Linked DNA regions of Homo sapiens: region 1 is linked to region 2. A link is a loop called in an ENCODE intact Hi-C map of the cell type or tissue named here. Cell type or tissue: mammary epithelial cell. All regions are shown on one strand. Each heading gives the region's core, and the rest is flanking DNA. Links, peaks and the distances in the headings are about the cores only. Region 1 overlaps RRAGD (Ras related GTP binding D). Region 2 has its middle 25 kb from the start of GABRR1.

Region 1 (2,874 bases), core at 375-2,874, 130 kb after region 2:
AAGTGAAATAATTTCACAGAAACAATTACACAGCTAATTGTAATGTCTCTCCAGCCATCCTTTTCCCACTGACCTTTAGGGGTCTTCAGGATGACTCTTCAGCCTTGCAGAGCATGCTGGTGGCAGGCTGAGCTTGGCTTAATCATAAGGTGGGAACAAGTGGAGTACATGAGGCATGTTATCACCAGTGAGAAGGAGATGTGGAGGTGACAAAAGTGACTAACAGGATTGAGCTCCATGGTGGGGTTCTGCGATTTGTTCTATTCACTATGGTCATGGAGCAATAAAGAACTGGTCCTGAATAAGCATTTTAAATGCAGCACACCAGACCATCGCACAGGGCCAAAAGTCCAGAATTGTATCTATGTTTTTTAGTCTGCAGTTGCCAATCACATACTTTTGGAACAACTTTAGGCCTCTGATGTTACTTTAGCCCTGGGTGGTAGGTACAGAAAAGCCTCCAGAAACCCTACAATTCAGTGACATTCTTACTTCTCTCCAGTGTTCGGCACCATTTTGGAAATCTGGTCCCAAAGTTTCAAAAGAATACTAATGCAACAAAAAGAAATAACCTCTCTGTATAAAGTGATTATAGAGATGTGTGTTGAGGTAAACAGCTTCATAAAAACCGTTGAGCAGGGAAGCACAGCCACTGCTATAGAAATTTTTAGGTAAGTCTGGTGCTAGCATTATTCTACAAAACTGTTTACACCCATTATAAATAGGGGACAGTTCTTATTGCTCCTGGAGCTTGTAGCTCCAATCTGTTCCAGCTCCACTGAAAAATGATTTTTCTCAACAATTGGTAGCAAAGATTTCCAAATTTACAAAAAGTCATTACCAATGCATCACTTTTTGATTAATTTCTGATTGCCATATAGATATGGACTACAGTATGCATGTCCTTGACACCAAGTACAGAAAAAAAGCTTAGAAAAGTCGTTTTATCAAAGTTCAGTTCAATGAGAAACATGAAAAAGTGCAAAATATGTACAATTCCTGGCAGTTCTCACACGGGATTTTTTTGACTACAGACCATAAAAGTTTACATTTGTGTAATGAAATGACAATGGATTTCACATCACTGTTAATATACAAGTTTTTGCTTCAAAGTGCTTACTTTATTTATAAAAGAGAAGATCAAGAGGGTTGCAGGAATTTTTTTTTTTTAACAACAAATCAATGGTATGTGTCCCAATCTCCTTCTTCCTCTTCCTTTAGTGCAACATGGCGCAGCAGCCTCATGGATAAGGTCTGATTTCAAAAGACATTCCTGAAACCTCACCTACAGCAGCACTCTAGGGGTCCCATTAGGGGTGGCTCTCTTTTTCTTCTGCAGCCGATTCTGAACCTTTCGAGATTTTACTACTTTCATTCTCACCTCAAAAACTTCATGAATGGCCTTCCGGAAGCAATGAAAATTATAGTCAATTAGCCCTGGAGAAGAGAACAAAAATATTTATAAATGTCACGTAGAAATAATCTCCATCTTTTCATGGGACCCATGGCCAGGACAAGCCAGTAGGGGGCAGTAGAGGATGGTCTTAGCGTAAGGACCAGAGATTTCCCTGGGATGTCTGCAGCTGGCCTTCAGAAATTGCTATAAATCTTTAGGAATTATAGGCAAAGTCTTGTGAAGGAAGATTTTTCCTGATGCAAGGTTGCAGAGCATAGACCATATTTTCAAAGGTTCCTATGACCCAAAAGATTTAAAGAACGACTGAACTGAACTTTTTTTTTAACCTTTCAGAATTAAAGATTTCTTACAATTAAGAGAAATCTGTAATGAAAAATGTTTCTCCCCAAAGGGCATTATTAGACTGAGTAGAGGCAGATCCTGACTTGGGATCCCAAAGCTGTGTATCAATCAATAAATATTTACTGAGTATCTATTATATTTAAACCATTCTCATAAGCCCGAGGGAAAGCGAAGCCCCTAATTTTAGAGTGTTAACAGTCATCTCGCCAACTCCAGCAGAAATTCAACAACCAATGACACTCAGCTTTTCAGTATTAAGTATTTTAAGTGGAGAAATAGTAGGAGGGAATCTTCTTGTGTTTTCAGAAATGTATCAGTGACACAAAAAATAGAATAAAAGATAATCCAAAGTCTTGATGAGTGCATTTTTCATCATTACTAGTAATTTGTAAAAGTCCTGAGAGCAACATTATGTTTACACCAATTAGGATAAGGTGGTCAGTTCTATTTACTATCTTTGAATTTATTAAAATAACTAGCCCAACAATTATTTCTATCTATCAGTGGATGCTTCTAGAGCCGCGTCCAAAGGAAGAATTAGGATTCCGGCCAAGGATTAAATTCTTCAAACTAGTTATACAACTAACTGCAAGGGGAGGGCGGGGAGGGCACCGTCTCGGTTTCCAGGAGCAGGAAAACCTCTGAGTAGTGCCCTCTGCTGCTTCTGCAGAGAGAGTGAACCACTAGTGCAGTAAAACCAGGAGTCAATTTCCTCAAGGAAAGACCAATGTCACAAGCAAGGGGAAAAGTAATAAAAACAAAGGAGCAAAGGAACGATTTTTAAATGGCAATTTGAATATGAGATGTGAGAGCCTCAAGATTCTCTGCTTTTATGTGCAACAAACTGTCTTAAAAAGCTTAGCTAAAAGAACTTGGCTCAATGAGAAGGGTACAATGAAATACTCAACTTGGGAAATTTCAGACATATCCTGTTCTTATTTCTGAGGCAGGGTCTCACTCTGTCACCCAGGTGGGAGTGCAAGGCTCAATCACAGCTCATTGCAGTCTCAACCTCCTGGGCTCAAGCAATCCTCCCACCTCATTTTTGAATTTTTCCTAGAGATGAGGTCTCACTATGTTGCCCAGGATGGTCTTGAACCTCTAGGCTCAAGCAA
Region 2 (2,920 bases), core at 252-2,751:
TCTGAAGTATTTTCAAAATATAGGAAACAATTTCAGATGTCCATATATTCCTACATTTTAGGAAAAACGTCAACAAGGGTTGAAATAAAAAGTATTTCTGATTAGCATTGATTTCATTTTTAAAAACCCAATACCATAATTGCCCCAATTTTTCTCACCTTGAAAAGTCTATCTAAACCCAAACCATTATGTGAAGCTCATCTCCTCCATAAAATAACCTCTCCTGACCACAGTAGCTCACTGGGAGCTCTCTTTGTCCATGTACCAGTGGTATTTATTTTGTACCACATGACTTTAGGGTTTAATTATTTGCTGCCTAAAATATTTGGCTACTGTTTCACATATTCCTTGTTAGTCCTCTTTCTCAAAGGACAATCTAAATGGCATCACTGTATTTTATTCATCTTTTTATTACAGTCAGCACCCAGAATAACACTTTGTACACTATTGGATGAAAAATTACATTTCTTTTTGAGTTCTTATTTCTCACCATTTTTTGTTTTTGAAACGGAGTTTCGCTATTGTTACCCAGGCTGGAATGCAATGGGCATGATCTCGGCTCACTGCAACCTCCACCTCCCGGGTTCAAGCGATTCTCCTGCCTCAGCCTCCCAAGTAGCTGGGATTACAAGCGCCCACCACCACACTTGGCTAATTTTTTTGTATTTTTAGTAGAGATAGGGTTTCACCACATTGGCCAGGCTGGTCTTGAACTCCTGACCTCAGGTGATCCACCTCCCTTGGCCTCCCAAAGTGTTGGGATTACAGGCGTGAGCCACTGCACCCGGCCTATTTCTCATTGTTGATCAAATAATAAACATCTCCTGCTTAAAGGCCTGGCTCACAAAAACCCACAAATAATAAATGTCTTACAACTACTCAGACCAATTATCTGGTGACTCTCTGAGCAATCCATTAAATACTTGACCAAAATCCTTCTTAGGAAGTTGGGCACTTTAGTCTCCTTCCAATGAGGCAACCCCTACTTCTTACTTTTGCTAGCTCTTTCCACCAGGAGCCATAAGTGATTTTTAAAATGTAATCTCCAGTTTAAATTAGAGGTTATAAATATGAACTATCAATGAAGAGTCAGTAAGAATATATAACGTGCCTTGACTGCTGTTTCCAAATGCCCTAGTGGCTTTTGTGATCAAGAGACACAAACTCATTTTGGAAGCATAGCTGAATTTGTAATGGCCTTCAGCCATGTACTTTCTCCACCAAGGGGCATTAAAATCATGACTACCATGATTTGATGGAAAAGGGAAGGAAGGAAGGAGGGAAGGAAGGAAGGAAGGAAGGAAGGAAGGCAGGCAGGCAGGCAGGCAGGCAGGCATGCTCTTCATATTGTAAACCTTTAAATTAAAATGCATATCCTGTGGGAAAGTGCAGTCCTGTCTCCCTCTGCTGGAATCATAGTAAAAATTGTTTAAGGCAACCTTTTCTTCATTTCCAAGCCTGCCTTTGATTGAAATCCATAGGCTTCTAGGCTCAAATACAGACTCACAAGAAGTCCCCAGGCTTCTTTTTGATCAAATTCGATATGCTTGTCAGGTTTCAGGGACGTCACTAGGGGCAGATGTGGTGGTGAAAAAAGGAAATGTTGTGAGATCAATTAGGCTTAAAGCCACGGTGGCAGTAAGAAGCCCTTCATGGGGGCTGCTAGGATGGAAGAGGTGTGTGGAAATGGGGTCCCCTCAGCATGTTGTCTGAGGACTGAATACAAAATGCAAGGACTTCTTTTGTTGTGCCCCCCAGCAAATCCAACTGCCTTGGAATAATAATAGTTTGCAATTGAATGGTGCTTTGGCATTTACAAAACATTTTCACATCAGTGATTTCATTTGGCCCCAAGAACAAGCCCTTGAAGTAGGCATAGCAGGTTACTACCTCCACTTCCTTGAGGAAGCACCTGAGGCCCAGAAACATAAAGTCATTTGCCCCAGGACACATGATTAATAGATAGGAAAACCTGTGCTTTTGATCCCGGGCTTGGGCTTTTTTGTGAGCTCTGTCCTCTCCTGCCCCTTCCTGAAATGGCTGATCTGTAAAATGATTTTATTTGTGACACATTCTCCTTATTTACCATGTTGCCCAACAGGACATTGTGATGACAACTCAGATCTTTTAGTTAATTAATTCCAGATTCTTCCCTGCTAATTAGAGGAGCTGATTCATTGGAATGAAATAGAGGCTTGGGGGGATGACAAGAATAAATTCTTTGAATGAGAAGCCACATTAGAAACTGTCAACTCTTGAAGAAAAGAAAGAGTGTGATTTAATTTTGTGATAAAATACACAACACACTTAAATTGAACTCATGAGTAAAGATACAATAGGAAGAACAACATAACACAAGTTGTGTGATTTAATGTATTACTATTTAACTTTTTTCAGCATGTGATTGTCTTGACTCACAGAGTAACTTTGATTGCATATAATTTCTTAAAATAAGTTAATATAAATTTCACTGTCTTTTAATCTATTGAAAAATGAAAACAAAATAAGCTTCAGAGTGTTTTCATTCATCTTCATTTTTTTTTTTTTTTCAGATTATTTGGTTCTTTGCTTTAAGGGAAAGAGAAAACACGGGCTCTTTATGAACCAGTGGAACTAATTTTTGTGGACTTCTGCCTTGTGAGGCTTAGGGCTGGGCTTTCCCTAGGTTATGCTTTCCCTAGGGGCTTCTGAAGTCACCATGAATCTTGCTCCATAACCTGGGCCCAGGAGAACATCCAGGGCAGCTTGGATGTGACTATAAATCACAGGTTTGTGGGGATTGCAGCTGATCGTTGATGGCATGAACTTACCTTAGGCATCTTTAAGAATCATGACTATTTTAGGTGGGATAGATGTTGGGGCTCCTCTAAGTTAATCTACCTCATTTACCAACAGCGAACTCATTCAGATGGGTTATTCA

Evidence for each region. Peaks named below come from ENCODE experiments on the same cell type or tissue, not always from the same donor. Only the 100,000 strongest peaks of a DNase experiment are listed, where the experiment ranks them.
Region 1: a loop joins it to region 2, with 5 times the contacts of the local background. A loop is called at or near these places in 4 of 110 quality-filtered maps.

What each region holds. Positions count from the first base shown.
Region 1 is chr6:89,366,771-89,369,644 of GRCh38, forward strand. It overlaps RRAGD (Ras related GTP binding D), which reads right to left. Exons shown (of 7, transcript NM_021244.5): 7 at 1-1,437. The coding sequence ends at 1,286. Among named protein-coding and RNA genes, the nearest start is that of UBE2J1, 15 kb to the left of the region's middle. RefSeq lists an enhancer at 1,267-1,496. In mammary epithelial cell, for the core only: CTCF peaks have their summits at 1,525 (motif pointing right) and 2,436 (motif pointing left); a DNase peak (open chromatin) is centred at 2,381.
Region 2 is chr6:89,241,357-89,244,276 of GRCh38, forward strand. No RefSeq gene overlaps it. Among named protein-coding and RNA genes, the nearest start is that of GABRR1, 25 kb to the left of the region's middle. In mammary epithelial cell, for the core only: a CTCF peak has its summit at 1,410 (motif pointing left); no DNase peak of the experiment used is centred there.